Regions from separate parts of the Homo sapiens genome. Here regions 2, 3 and 4 are each linked to region 1. A link is a contact called in ENCODE Hi-C or POLR2A ChIA-PET data. All regions are on one chromosome and are shown on one strand. Each heading gives the region's core, a stretch centred on a gene start or an enhancer-like site at or near the end of the contact. The rest is flanking DNA. Distances are from core to core; before and after follow the strand shown.

Region 1 (3,734 bases), core at 587-3,086:
AGTTCTCATTAAATAATCTTTTCTTACTCTCATATTTATCACATTTTAAATTTATGTAGTGAGAGTGAGTTCTGGATCCTTTTTGTGGTTGTTTCGATATAATTTCCCTTTTTTTGTGGTAAGAATCACAAAAACATTTTGTTTTAATTATTTCTGTGTGTTTTTCTTGATATCTCTGCTGTTGATTACATTGACTGGCATGCAGTATGTGTTCAACTGATTTTTACTGACCTGTATCACATTTACAATATATACACATACCTTCTAAGTTTCGATCTTGAGTATTTTTCAATTTAAAAAAATCCATTACTGGCTGATTGAGTCACACCTAGAAATCTTTTTCTCTGTTATCTCCAGAGCATCTCAATTCCTCCCCACCTTCATTTGTTGCCACATTCTTTTGGGAAGTCTGAGAAGTTGAGATAGCAGAATGTGCAAGTAGGGAGGCTTCCAGGTTACTTTCTCAACCTAGTCCTTGCAGCATCCCCACCCCCACGAAGCAGGCAATCTCTTTGCAAGCAGGATGGGGAAGCTCAGAGAATGTCACTGACTTGCTCAGAGTCACACAGCTTGGAGTTATGGTTCAAACTTGGATCACCTGGCTCTGAGTTTGGTATTCATACACATCGCTGACTTTATAGATCTTAAAGTTTTTTGTCTTAGTTATCTAGGCAGTACAGCTAGTAAGTTAGTGAATATTTTTAGGCCAAAGGCTGACATAATGAGATTTGTTTGGAAGGGGCATTCTGGCAGAACACCCACAATAAGATGTAAGAGATATAGCACAACTCCCACCTAGAACTATTTCTCACCACATCACAGGCTGCAGGTGGAGATGCATGGCAACGTTGAGGGAACTCAGACACCCAATCTGATGCACGGCATACCAGGAGGTGGGGAGGGGATCTGCAGAGACCTTTCACTGAGTTTTGGCACACAGACTGCTAAAGGAAAGCCTCCGTGGTGGGCTTGAACATGAGCATAGAAGAGCTCTTTTTAAACACAGGCCTTGAGCTGACTACAGGGGTCACAGGCAGAATAGCAAACAGAGACAAGACTATAAATAGCAGCTGCAGCTGGAAAGCAAAAGACAGGCCTGACCTGTGCATAGTATAGAAAGGACCTCAGGCAAGCCATCAGTCTCACCCTATTGCTCCCTCCCCTTGCAGAGGCCCCTCCCCACAACAGGCATCCTCAGCTCCAGCAGAGAAAGACTATGCATTATCACTGGAAGAGCTGTGAACCTGAACAGATTTCGTCCTCCCCAATCTAAGGAGTTAAAACTTAAAACACGGCGAGTCGACTTCAGATCTGGGGACAAGGCTCCTCCGAGTCCACCCTGCAGGGCTGTGAGCCGATCCTTTATTTCTGCTTGGTTGTCATTGTTCAGTTCTGTCTGCTTAGCCAGATTGGAAATGGTTAGCTGGAAAAAATTATGGTGCTGTCTAACATGATGTAACAAGATGTCATCTTCTAGCTCCAACGCATAAAATGGATTTACAGGAAGGAGAGGAGAAAAAAAAAAAAAGAGCAAAGCCCCAGGGAGCGCTTGACTCAGATAAAAACCACTGGGTTTTGTTTGTGAATGTCTAAAAGCTGCATGTTATTTTACTTAGAAGAACATGAGAACAGACTGGCATTTCAGGGGAAACAAAAGTTGTGGGCTACACAGCCCAGAGGAAAAGTGTGCTGAAAAAACTAAAACTAATATTCATTTCATATTGCACACATATACAAACACACCACAAACCCTATCTACCAATCACACAGACACATAAAATATGTGCCACAAATACCACCCCCGCCCCCAACACACACACAGGGCATACACACAGGAACACATACCACACCCCTTCTAAGCCTCGCCCAGGCATGACATGCACTCACCACCCACACACATTGTCGCATATCCTCTAGCATCGCCCCAACACCCTTGCCACAGTGACAAATACACTCATTCTTTTTACTCAAGAATCCTTTAATTCCTATATCACTGAGCCATGCAGGTGAGCATATATTCTGGGTCTAAGCTTTTCAGAGCTCCCTTTTATGAAGACACATACTGGAAAAGACATAGTGGAAAGAGGGTCAAAGGTTTTGTGGTTCTTTTTAAATATACAGTGGTTCTAGAAAGGCACATTCTAAGCCAATCCTAATATACTGCAGGGAAGTAACATGAATAAGAAAAGATATAATAGGGGCCGGGGGCAGTAGCTTATGCCTGTAATCCTAACACTTTGGGAGGCCGAGGCGGGTGGATTGTCAGAGCTCAGGAGTTCGAGACCAGCCTGGGCAACATGGCAAAACTCTGTCCCTACTAAAAATACAAAAAAGTAGCCAGGCATGGTGGCACATGCCTGTAGTCCCAGCTACTCCAGAGGCTGAGGCACAAGAATTGCTTGAACCTTGGAGGTGGAGGTTGCAGTGAGCCAAGATCATACCACTGCACTCCAGCCTGGGGGACAGAGCAAGACTCTGTCTCAAAAAAAAAAAAAAAGAAGATATGATAGGATTCCGTGGTCATTTGTGTTCCTTAGAACTCCATTACTTTCTTTCTACATTTGAAGCAAGTTCTCATGTTGCCTCGGGGGACTGTCAGTGCCTCAATTATACACATACACCGAAAATAATGGCATAGAAGGAAAGGGAAAGATTGGGCAACCCATAGTCTTTTTAGACCTTCTTCCCTCATCAGCATGCCAAAGGCAGGCGGTGTTGGTAGGATGTCATATATTAGGAAATGAAATAAAAATCATTGAATTAGTTTTATGCAGAGTTTTCACTGTTCTGCTAAAAACTAAGTCCATACACATGTATGAGCTATAAAATATGAATTTTGTAATTTCATTAAACACTCTTATGCCTATATTTAAAACTGGCATTATACAACATAAACATAAATGATAAAATTTATGGTGACAATTTTTAAATGATCATTTTTCTTAGAAGGATCTTATATAGCAAATTTTAAAATGCCATGACAAGTTGAGAGGGAAACTGCAGAAAACAAACAAAAAAGCTTTATATTTTAGTACCTTTAACAACACTCTTCTCCTGCTATTTGAACAAAAGACCCCAAATCTCCATTTTCCATGGAGCCTCACTAATTCTCCAGCAGGCCTGAGTATCTATCCTTTTTTTTTTTTTTTTTTTTTGAGACAGAGTCTTGCTCTGTCGCCCAGGCTGGAGTGCAGTGGCGCGATCTGGGCTCACTGCAAGCTCTGCCTCCCAGGTTCATGTCATTCTCCTGCCTCAGCCTCCCGAGTAGCTGGGACTACAGGCTCCCACCACCACGCCCAGCTAATTTTTTTGTATTTTTAGTAGAGACTTGGTTTCACCGTGTTAGCCAGGGAGGTCTCGATCTCCTGACCTTGTGATCCGCCTGTATCGGCCTTCCAAAGTGCTGGGATTATAGGCATAAGCCAACGTGCCCTGCCTATCTATCCTTCTTATAAGAATGTCAGCTCCACCTGAGTAAGAGTTTATCTGTTTTACCACTGTTGATAAAACAGCTCCTATATTAGTGTCGAGAACATAGTAGGCTTTCAATACACAATTTTTGAGTACATAAATGATTGAATAAATTAATGTAAGCCCAAAATGCCATCCCTGTTCATCTGAAGGCAGAATGAGTCAGAATGCCTGGCACAAACTGCATATTTCATTCTAGAACCAGCCTATTCATTCAATTCCCCTCCAATGAAGTGTTTATTCATTCATTTATTCAACACACA
Region 2 (3,734 bases), core at 704-3,203, 170 kb before region 1:
CTTCCAGGCTCAGGCAATCCTCCCACCTCAGCCCCACAAAGTGCTAGGATTACAGGCATGAGCCACCCGTGCCTGGCCAATTTTAGCCACCTTTCAAGTGCTCCATAGTCACACATGGCAAGTGGCTACTGTACTGGACAGCGCAGATAGAGAACATTTCCATATGCAGAACATTCTTTTGGACAGCACTGATCTATACAGCCAGAAATTCCAGTATCTTACAGACCATCTCTTCCTGCTACGAAGCCTTGAAGCTCCCTTGACCTTTCAAGTGAATTCATTTGAGTTCCCAAAATGCCACGGCCTGTTGGGACTGGAGGCCACCAGGCAAAGGATGCCTCCGAAGAGGTGTCCCCTGTAAAATTCACCATCACCATGGCCAGGCATGGTGGCTCATGCCTGTAATCCCAGCACTTTGGGAGGCTGAAGTGGGAGGATCACTTGATCCTGGAAGGTTGAGGCTACAGTGAGCTGAGATTGTGCCATTGCACTCTAGTCTGGGTGACAAAACAAGACCCTATCTCAAGAAAAAAAAAAAAAAAAAACTAATAAAAAATAAGAAAGGTGGCTAAAATTTTTATTTTATTTTTATTAACAGAAATTTATATGTGATATAATATAAACATCAATTTAATGTAACTTTAAATGGCCCTGTGTGGTGAGTGGCTGCTTTGTTGGATAGATGATTTAGTATGAGGATGATGAAGGCAGCAAGATGTTTCAGGGAAGCCCAGGGCGTTTGTTTGGCCGACCAACAGCAGAGGCTGTTGGAGCAGAGAATCCTGGGCCTGAGGGTGAGCTTCTGAGATGAACAATGGTGCTTACTTTTCTACACAGTGGAGAATGCAAGACCTGGGAGATTCATGGTGTGTGTAAATGTCAAGGCTTCATTCCATTTGCAAAGGATGGAACTTGGTGATATGGCTTGGCCGTGTCCCCACCCAGATCTTATCTTGAATTGTAGTTCCCATAATCCCCTTGTCTCATGGGAGGGACCTGGTAGGAGGTAATTGAATCATGGGGGCGGTTACTCTCATGCCATTCTCATCATGATAGTAAGTGAGATCTCATAAGATCAGATGGTTTTATAAGGGGCTTTTCTCCCTTTGCTCGGCACTTCTCTCTCCTGCCACCTTGTGAAGAAGGATGTGTTTGCTTCCGCTTCCACCATGATTGTAAGTTTCCTGAGGCCTTCCTAGCCATGTGGAACCGTGAGGCAATTAAACCTCTTTCCTTTAGGCCAGGTGCAGTGGCTCATGCCTGTAATCCCAGCACTTTGGGAGGCCAGGGCGGGCGGATCATGAGGTCAGGAGATTGAGACCATACTGGCTAACATGGTGAACCATCGTCTCTACTAAAAATACAAAAAATTAGCCGGGCGTGGTGGCGGGCGCCTGTCGTCGAAGCTACTCAGGAGGCTGAGGCAGGAGAATGGCGTGAACCCAGGAGGCGGAGCTTGCAGTGAGCAGAGATCGTGCCACTGCACTCCAGCCTGGGTGACAGAGCGAGACTCCGTCTCAAAAAAAAAAAAAACCTCTTTCCTTTATAAATTACCCAGTCTTGGGGATTTCTTCATAGTAGCATGAGAATGGACTAACACACTTGGTGTCCATTGGATTCATTTCAGCCATCAGCTTTGGCAGCCCAATGTGGCTGCTGGATGTGGAGTCCAGGGCTGGCAGAGGGAGGAAGGTGTAGGGCTGGGAGAATCACAGCTGGGGGTGGATTCTTCTAGACCTGCCCTACCCTGGGCTGAGGGTGAGAAATGCCTCTGAGAGCTGCAGAGAGAAGGGAAAATGATTTGTGTTTGTTTTTGCCTTTCTGTAGTACAGAGAGAAGGAGCACTTTGGGGAAAGAGGTTTAACCAGAAGCAGTTTCTTTTGGGAACAGGGGCAGTTCTTTACTCCCTGCCAGTTCCTGCAGGCAGGCAGCATGCCGGCCTGGCCTGCCGCCTCAACCCCTACCTGTCATGTGCTTGGCAAGTCTGACTCAAGTCCTTTTTTCCACTGCCTACCCCACCCGTCAAATTGCAGTTGCAACCTCTCATTTTTCTGCTGCCTAGATGATTAAAAAGCATGACTTAGTGGAAAAATGTTGACCTCCTTGGGGTCAGCCTCTGAAGCAGCTGTCAGAGATAAGATTGTGCTGGCAAATTACTCAGCAGCACTTTGCAAGGCTTTCTGTCTGTCTGTAAGGAAACCAGAAGCTGTTGGTTCTGGGTACTTTTTGTGTTTGGAGAGAGCTACAATTTTGAGGCCCAAATGGGTATAATCTGATAATAAAATAAGATCTCTGATGGAAGGGTTCGATTATTGTAGTAATTTTTAAAAATACAATTAATAGGCTTTGTAAACAAACAAACAAAAAAATTTAAACAGTGCTTGCTTCGAGCAATTCAGGGAGCAAAGTCCTCTGGCAGCTAAGCAGTATCAGAAGTTCAATTCTCAGACCTCTTGCAAGGTCTTAAAAGACTTAATTGTGGAGCTCTCGGTATGAATGGCGCTGTTTGGAATTATTTTAATTACTGTGTTCATATGACTCCCTCTTGCTTGGAGATTGGATGCTTACTGTAGTTCTTTTGAAACTGCTCCAAAGAGGACATTATAGTTTCAATTTTGCTTATGTCCTCAAAGTATTTTATCATCTTTATATTTGCCAAGAACTTGTACCCATCTAGTGAGACAAGAAGGTCACCTCATGTCTCAAAAGGAGAAACTGAGGTGTTTGGGGTTGAGAGGACTTGACCGGAGTTATACAATGGTGGTCAAGGACATAGTGAGCACCTGGGTTGTGTGGCTTAACCCATGCTATCAAGTGAACGCTTCATTTGAAGTCCTACAGGTCTGAGTTTGGATCCCAGTTCAGCTGCTTCCCAGGTGCGTGGCTTTGAGCAAGTCACATACCGTCTCTGTGCTTCAGGTTTCTTATCCACAAAATAGGGTTACAGTAGTCCCCGTTATCTCTGGGGGATACGTTCCAGGACACACAGTGGTTGCCTGAAACCACAGATAATACCAAACCCACATATGCTATGTTTTATCCTATACATCCATACCTGTGATAAAGGTTAATTTATAAATTAGACTCAATGTGAGATTAACAATGATAGCTAACAATAAAATAGAACAATTATAACACTATACTGCAACAAAAGCTATGTGAATGTGGTCTCTCTCTGTCTCTGTCTCTGTCTCACAATATCTTATTGTACCGTACCTACCTATCTTGGGATTGCAGTTGACCGTGGGTAACTGAAACCAAGAAAAGCAAAACTGTGGATAAGTTGGGGGGTGGTAACTAGAATTATTGTGAGGTTTGAGATTCTGCTCAGGAAAAATTTCATCCATCATCATCATCATTAGATTTTTTTCCTTATTTTAATGAAAGACCTGTTTCCAGCTTGAAGTGAAATCCAATGCTTCCCACCCCTCTCCTCCTCTTCGTCCTCTTCCTCCTCTCTTCCTCCTCCTCCTCCCCCTCCCCCCCTCCTCCTTTTGCTGGGCCTGCCCTGCTTGTCATGCCTTTTGCTTTTCCTTGGCTTAGGCTGTCATAGTTAGAATTGGGTTTTCACTCTCCCAGCCCTGACAATGTGGCCCTGGCACAGGTAGGCACAATCCTGGCAGTGAGGTCAGAGGGTGGAGGCAGGGCCAGGCTCTTCACAGGGCAGGTCCCCCTCTCCTCTTGACAGCTTATGGCGCTGTCTTGGATCCTGAAGGTTTAAAACAAGCATTGGG
Region 3 (3,734 bases), core at 711-3,210, 160 kb after region 1:
TAACAGATATACTTCAATCAAATTGTATATGAGATCAGTGAACTTCTACAGGAATATATTTGTCAGAATTCTTTATGAGGCTAATAACCCACAGGCACCACCTTGAAGAATATTATTTTATGAGGATATATAACTCCTCTTCACAATGGCAGTGATTGTATTTGTAGGTGATTATCCTAACTTGGTGGCTCAGGATATTTTGTATTTGGCTTATTTGCTCTCTCCTAGCTGTAAGGAGCTTATGCCAAGCACAATCTCTGTTGTCCAACTTTGCTTATTATGCAGCTTTTACAGCAACTTTTCTAATAGTTTGGATGTAAATGCCATAATGTATCATAAGCCCAGATTCCTTTTAAAAATTTCATCCCCATAGCCTTCCTTTTAAATTTTATTTTAGTTTATTTCTCACTCACTGACTCACCGTGCTATGTTGAGGGAACTTTGTGTACCAAGTGCAACATCATATTCTATTGGCCCTATAACGTTTGGCTAGGAGAGGAAAACTCAGGATGAAAACATCAAAGAGGCAGCAATTACAGAAAATGGGAATGTTAGATGTCACAGAGTATGATGGAATATGCCTGAGAATTCTCACCTTTTATGCAGCCTTAAGTTCCATTGGCTAATAGCTTGTAACATTTACATAAATTGAAGCAGATTGCTATTCTTTTATAAAGGTCATCCTCTTTTATGACTTCAGAACTTTTAATAATTCAGATCTTTGTATTCTGCTGACCATTTTTCTGCACTATAAACCAGTTCATTTTATTTTATACTCTAATTAGCTCTTTATTTAAAGTGTTTTTATTTAAAGTGTTGGCACACAAGTTTAAGATAAGCTAAATTAGCCAACACATATAACTAGCTATTGGGTATTAATCAAAAGGATGATAGTATGGCTTACTGTTAAAATAAAACTCAGTATTTAGATCTTAATTTGCAATTTGAGGAGCTAAACCAGAAGTTTCTCAGATGCATCTATTGCCTCTTTTGCTATCTTGGGAATAGAGATAGGTAGCAATTACAAGTCAAATTTCATTTCTGTAAACTTTAAGATCATGGGTTTCGTTGTTTCATTAAAGTGCCATCCAAAAATAGTGTTCTACATCACCACAATAGCAGTGTTGTCCTCTGGCTGCCATTGTCCTTACCCAAGGCCTAAAAAGCACATACTTGATTTTTTTTTCTGTTTCAGTATTTTAGTCCATCCACTTGTAAACAGATTTCCCACCACAACCCCCAATGCAGTTTCTGTCTGGCAAGATAATGCTGAAACATCATACTCTCACCTTGGGGAAGGGTGGTTGGAAAAGATAAAACCCTTAGCTTCCAGGTCCATCTGCTGAAATTGTCCGAATTTGGCCAGTGTATTATATTAAGTGATAGCAAATGGAGAGAAAAGAAGAAAATGAATCTTGACGAGTGAGCTGCCATCATTTCTGTGGCAGTCTTTACCAATACTGTTAAATTTCTACCCATTGGATTTTTCAGGCTTCTAATTATTGGTATGTATATTATATGTGGTGTTTGTGTAGCCACTCAGGATTTTAAATTTGCTTTGGTTTGGTTTTTTTCATGTTGAATTAGGTGGGAATGTTTGAAATAAACAAGAAGATAAGGGAAGGGCTCTTTTCTTTCCTTTTAAGTTCCAGGATACATATGCAGAACGTGCAGGTTTGTTACTTAGGGATACGTGTGCCAAAGTGGTTTGCCGCACCTGTTGACCCTTCCTCTAACTTCCCTCCCCTCGCCCCCCACCTCTCAGCAGGCCCTGGTGTGTGTTGTTCCCCTCCCTGTGTCCATGTGTTCTCATTGTTCAACTCCCACCTATGAGTGAGAACATGCAGTGTTTGTTTTTATTTCTATTTGTGGCCATCTTCTTGGATCCCGTCAGCCAAACTGGTCTTTTCTTTTTCTGAATCCGTGTAGCAGTTTAACTGTATGTCTATTAAGATTCCTCAGTGTTGTAGTTACATGCGTGAACCTCTCTTCTCTACCCTGTTAGCCTGTTGACTACCCTGTTCTTGCTTCCTTTTTTTACCCGCACTCAATGCATCTAGCCAAAAATAGCTTTGTTGTTGTTGCAGTTGTTCTTAACTGTTCTGGCTGGCTGAATCACATTTAGAATGGCTTTAATAATAAGGAAGGCTTCTTGTTGACTTTAATGAATTCATTCAAGATATAATGTGTATGGTAGGTACAGATGTCACAGTCTTAAAGAGGGTTAAAGAATATCACTGCTTTGTATGGTATAGAGCTTGATGGTGTATGGCCACACTCTGACAATATCCTGGAAGGTTCTCTGGATTTCTTGCTGTAATTCTTTCTAGTTTATTGTCTGTGTATAATTAGACAGTGCTTTCTAAGTAGCAAAACTTGGTTGTAGATACTGATGCAGCTTAGCAAAAAATGTTCTATGATGGCAGTTAGTCCAACTTTTATCTTCTTCAGGGCCATCAGGCCTCTGTAATAATTAGAATCCATAAAAACTGGCTATATTCTAGACTAATATAAAAGTTTTATGTTCTTCAGTGATGTCTCAAGCACATCATAAAGCATCAGTGATCTTTCCAACAATGTTCCTTTGTGCCGGTGATTTGGGTGATCGGAAAAGTTTGCCAGTGGAAGAACCACTTGCTGCCCTGATAAGGAACCAATATTACTATATTTCAAAAAAAAAAAAAAAAAAAAACCCTCTAGGCTTACCTAAAGGACATGAGTAGAGGTAAGGTTTTATATATCAGAGTGATGTTGTAGCCAAGTTACAGTCTCTATGGGGTAAATGAGAAATAATCTTGATCATCACGATGATGGGCTCATTTTTCAAACTACCTCTGTGTTGACCATGCTATCTGCCTTATTGCCTTCATTAAAACATAGCTGTCTCCTGACTCCATGCCTCTTCCTTGTTTCCCTCTCAAGCGCTGTTCATTTTCTCATATCTCACTACCATATAATGTTCTTAATTTACCTCTGATTTATCCATCCTCGGTAAAAAAAAATACCGAGTCAAAAAACATTTTTTTGAGCCTTTTGTCATCTAAATATAGCAACTTTTACCTCTCTCAGAAATCAGTCAACCCTTCACTACATCCTCTGCCTCAGCCTTCATTTCACTGGAGAGGGGAGACTTAGCACCTGGCTCAGTCTTCCATTCCCTCTCTAGTCTAGCCACATTCTTAGGTAAGTTCACCGTCTGCATGATAACTCATGCCAGTTCCATGATCTCCTCATTATTCACACTACTTCATAGTTTGGATCTTGTCTTCAGGAATTGCTCCACCTGTTAAACGTTAAATTGCAACATCTCACTCTCTAGGCTGTTTTTACTCTCATTAAGATCTCTCTTCCCTTAATACCCTTATGCTTTTTCCCTATCCATAATCATCCTTCTGTGTTCATGCTTTTCTCTCTTATCGGTTATACTCTGTGGTCCATTGTTTAAACCAAACTCTTGCTAGTATTTGAACACCTTATCCCTGTTGCTCTTGGGTGGCACACAGTCAGCAGAAGTGCATTCCTGGGTCTTGCCTGCTGCTTGCCTTCTCTATACCTGTACTAGCATTTAGCTCTGCTGGAGAAAATCCCCTAAACCATGCAGATTACTGCCAAATAAACTCTTGGTTGCTGTATTAATTTTCTAGGGCTGCTGTAACAAATTATCATAAACTAGGTTGCTTAAAACAGTAGGAATGGCCGGGCGTGGTGGCTCACGCCTGTAATTTGGGAAGCTG
Region 4 (3,734 bases), core at 428-2,927, 140 kb after region 1:
GCGAAAATGTACACCAAAGAATGCCAACTTTGAAAGTTATTTGGTAAATAAAAACTAATGAAAGAAAGGTCATATGTTACTGCTACATTAGTGTTAATATGTTCATACATTAGACCTTCAGAGTCATAAAATGTATATGTAAAACTTTTTTCATTCTGTATTTGTTCTCAGGTTTCTTTTTGTAGGTGATGAACTCTCCATCTAGTTGCATAATTTTGGAGTCCATAGTGCTCACCATTACATGATGTAGTTGCATATATATTTTAAATGCAAATGATGTTTACCTTTGAAGCTAGACTTTGCCAAGGAGAAAAAACAGACTGATCCTGAAGTTTTAAACATTTTTTTAACAGTAGAATACAGATAATTTTATTGAGTTGGTAAAAAATCATTTTAAAAAATAGGCTAACAAAATATCTCCAGTTTGGAAAAAGTATCTGTTAATTAAAAGGTGTTTAGTTACTACCATACTTAACCTTAAACTGGGTTTTTCAGCCCAGTGAGACTGTTTTATAATTTAAGTCCTGAATCTAGCTTGCATGTACATTTAAATTAGTGCATTTAAATCTAACTTTACATATATTCTATCTTCATATTTTATTGTTGGTTATAACTTTTTAATGGAAGCAATATATGTTAATTTGGGAAAATTTGGAAACATAGAAGTATGCACAAAACTTGCTATAATCCCACTGCCCATAAGTGAACACTATTTTAATTTTGGTCCATTTCTTTTGAGTCATTTTGGTCACACACAGACATATGTGCACCCATACATATGTCTTCGTTATTCTTGGGTTAGGGAGTTCTATATTGTATTGGCATATTAGTTAGGGTTCTCTAGAGAAAGAGAACCAGTAGGATGTGTATATATAGAAAGAGGTTGAGATTTATTTTAAGGAATTGGCTCTTACAGTTGTGGAGGTTTGGTAAGTCCACGATCTGTAGGGTAGGGTGGCAGAGTGGAGATCCCGGGAAGTAGTCGAAGTTCAAGGCCAAAGGCAGTCTAGAGGCAGAATTCTTTCTTCCTTGTTGGGGAGAGGAGGGCACTTCTGTCTTTTTCTGTTAAGGTCTTCATTCACCTGATTTGATGGGGCCTACTCCCATTGTGGAGGGTCATCTGCTGTACTCAGTCTACTAATTTAAATATTAGTCTCTTCTAAAAAATACCTTCCCAGAAACATCTAGAATAATATTTGATGAGATACCTGAGTATCGTGGCCTATTAAAGTTGACATATAAAATTAGCCATCACAATTAGTATGTGATAATTTTGAGTTCCATTTCCCTGATTTGGAAAGATTCTAACAATTATGTTATTGCATATAACATAACACCTATATACATAAAACTTATTCTTTTTAATACATATATGAGTGCCTGGATCTTTATCCCTACTCTCACGAAGTTTACGTTCTGTGAGGAAAGACAGATGATAAACTAATAAGTTAATAAAAATATGTCAGTCATAAGTGCTATGCAGAAAAATAAGGCAGGATAAGGAGAGAGAGAGAGTCATAGAAGGGGTGTAGGGTGCTGTTTTGTTTAAGGTGGTTAGGGAAAGCCTCTCTGTTAAGTTTCTGTTTAAGTAGGGACTAAATGAACAAAGCAGAAAAGCGTGCAGCTGTATGGGTGAAAGGCATTCTGGGTGAAGGGAGGAGCAGCAACTGCACCGATCCTGAGGTGGGAACATGCCCAGCTGGTTTGAGAATAGCTGCTAGTAGTCCCATGGGCGGAAGGAGTGTAGGAGTGGGAGAATTACAGGGAGTAACGTGACAAGACAGGAGGCTGTGGTCAGAAAGTGGGATGCTAGTGCAATAACAGAGTCTGGGGATGAGTAGATGAAGTAGGGGGTAGATGGAAAAGTCTACATCTCTAATCTCTCTGTATTTCTGATCATTTTTACCGTCCCACATTGTGACTGTTTGTTTTAGAGCTGTTTATACTTGTACTCACATTCTACAACAGTTCAGTTTTGCTTTCAGAATCCCCAGAGTTTTATAAACTGAAAGACCAAACTAAAGGGTAGTTACTACTCATCTTTGTGGTGTCTATGGGATTCCTAATCCCATTTAAGGTCCTGTCAGCTGTCTATAATATAAATATTGTTTTGTAGCCCCATGCCCAGGATATCCTCAAATGAATATGAGAGGAACTTACTACTCTTCATGTGTAGGGCCTTTACTTTTGACTTGCCCGGCTCAATTCCTTTATCATAAAATGATGTAACACCTTCTATAGGAGTGTTCTTTGAATATTTCAGTGTTGTGGAAGTCGTCTATGGTTTTTGGAGACTTTGAGGACTCCGTGATCTTAAATTTACTCCTAGTAAAGTTGTGTCGATATAGATATTTTTCTTGTGACTTGGAATAATAGTTTATCAATTTCGGAATGCAGCTGAGGATTGCGGGTTCTAACATCTGCTGTCATCAGAAAGTATTTCATGATCTCTCCCAGCAGTTGAGGCCAAATTTCTGAACACTTTACTTTTTCCAAATGTATTTGCTGAATAATGGGTTTGGTTCTTCTTGGAACTTGTAAAGTTACCTCATGGAATGGAAAAAGAAGGTTTTGCCAACAACTGGAACATGTACTTGACTCCGTAACTATATTCAGCCAAACCATGTTCAGATATTTGTACATGATGTGCTAATCATGTGCCCATTTTGTTATGGAGCGGTTTGGGTTAGTAATATTAACATACTCTGTGCCTGAGCAAGGCAGATATTTCAGTTCACATTGAAGGCCTAAATTATTGGATTTTAAAGAATGTTGATCTGATATATTTGATTGCTAGTTATTTCTTCTGGATGTCTAGGTCATTGTATTTTGTTAGTGTCTTAGTTTTATTTTATTAGCATTTTATATTTTAATATTTCAATTTTGTTATATAGGGATTGTTTTATAAAAAAATTTAGTTATTAGCATTTTAATTTTCATTGAATGTTGACTTTCATGAAATCTTTTAAACAAATTAAAAGATATGAATATGAATTTCAGAAAATGTATAAAAATCGATTTATGCCTTTGTTATAATTTTTTTTAATTTCAGTAAGTATAACCGAGCATCTCAGCTTTGAAATGCATTTTAACACTTTTTTTCTTTAGTCTTAGAATATAGCCTCGAAGTGTACTTTGAAACTCTGTTTTCCTTCTGTTTCCACTAGACACTTCCTTGCACCATGTATGCTTATCTACTATATGCTTGCTTAGAAATTCCAGGGGCTAATTTTGAAACAAACCAGGCATGGAGGCCCTGTGGAACCCTCCCACTTGGGGGAGTCATGAACAGTTAGTCCACTACCATCAGGCTAAAGTCAAAGTAATGCCAAGTGGACCTCCGGATGGGCAGTTACCCGAGACAGCCATCAGAACAAGACACACAGACCCTGTGCCATTCAAACATCTCCTACAGCAAGTTTCCTTTTAAAAACACTATGATAAATTTTAAAACTTAAGATGGGACTTTAGAACACTAGTTCACTATCTTCTCAGTTTGCTGGCTCTCTGTTTAAAACCTGCTTTCCCTCCCACCAAACTTGGCCTCTTGTGTTTGGCTTTCGAGCAGCAAATAGCCAAACCTGGGTCTGGTTACATAAGTAGGTCTGGGATCTTGATAATGGACCATCTGCAATGTTTGTATCTTCTCATTTGACTCAGTATTCAGTAATTAGAGAATAATTAACAGCTATTTTTTATCAAAAAAAATTCTGCACTTCTTTCCTTACCTTGTT

The links. A loop is a pair of places that touch in the nucleus more often than their neighbours do. ChIA-PET counts read pairs that join two places held with the same protein, here RNA polymerase II (POLR2A). Pooled maps may share reads with other maps.
Region 2: a map of CD8-positive, alpha-beta T cell shows a loop between it and region 1 (2.0-fold over the local background). The contact joins two enhancer-like sites. A Hi-C loop is called at or near these places in 6 of 168 maps with a recorded cell type or tissue (CD4-positive, alpha-beta T cell, CD4-positive, alpha-beta memory T cell, CD8-positive, alpha-beta T cell and 1 more) and 10 of 50 pooled maps. POLR2A ChIA-PET finds 5 or more read pairs at or near these places in 15 of 52 experiments (AG04449, B cell, BJ and 10 more).
Region 3: a loop to region 1 is called in a pooled map, with 2.3 times the contacts of the local background. The contact joins two enhancer-like sites. A Hi-C loop is called at or near these places in 2 of 168 maps with a recorded cell type or tissue (cardiac septum and heart left ventricle) and 1 of 50 pooled maps. POLR2A ChIA-PET finds 5 or more read pairs at or near these places in 3 of 52 experiments (A673, activated T-cell and naive thymus-derived CD8-positive, alpha-beta T cell).
Region 4: a loop to region 1 is called in a pooled map, with 3 times the contacts of the local background. The contact joins two enhancer-like sites. A Hi-C loop is called at or near these places in 1 of 50 pooled maps. POLR2A ChIA-PET finds 5 or more read pairs at or near these places in 3 of 52 experiments (activated CD4-positive, alpha-beta T cell, activated CD8-positive, alpha-beta memory T cell and activated T-cell).

The regions. Positions count from the first base shown.
Region 1 is chr2:30,420,760-30,424,493 of GRCh38, forward strand. No RefSeq gene overlaps it. Among named protein-coding and RNA genes, the nearest start is that of LCLAT1, 25 kb to the right of the region's middle. Within about 2 kb of position 1,837, at least 16 of the 41 ENCODE cell types and tissues checked have a DNase peak (open chromatin) inside an H3K27ac peak, as active enhancers do; they include CD4-positive, alpha-beta T cell and CD8-positive, alpha-beta T cell, where a contact is called at or near this core.
Region 2 is chr2:30,251,143-30,254,876 of GRCh38, forward strand. All of the region lies in intron 2 of LBH (LBH regulator of Wnt signaling pathway), which reads left to right. Among named protein-coding and RNA genes, the nearest start is that of LBH, 21 kb to the left of the region's middle. Within about 2 kb of position 1,954, at least 23 of the 41 ENCODE cell types and tissues checked have a DNase peak (open chromatin) inside an H3K27ac peak, as active enhancers do; they include CD4-positive, alpha-beta T cell and CD8-positive, alpha-beta T cell, where a contact is called at or near this core.
Region 3 is chr2:30,582,276-30,586,009 of GRCh38, forward strand. The region is part of intron 5 of LCLAT1 (lysocardiolipin acyltransferase 1); the gene reads left to right. Among named protein-coding and RNA genes, the nearest start is that of LCLAT1, 140 kb to the left of the region's middle. Within about 2 kb of position 1,961, at least 2 of the 41 ENCODE cell types and tissues checked have a DNase peak (open chromatin) inside an H3K27ac peak, as active enhancers do.
Region 4 is chr2:30,564,279-30,568,012 of GRCh38, forward strand. The region is part of intron 4 of LCLAT1 (lysocardiolipin acyltransferase 1); the gene reads left to right. Among named protein-coding and RNA genes, the nearest start is that of LCLAT1, 120 kb to the left of the region's middle. Within about 2 kb of position 1,678, at least 6 of the 41 ENCODE cell types and tissues checked have a DNase peak (open chromatin) inside an H3K27ac peak, as active enhancers do.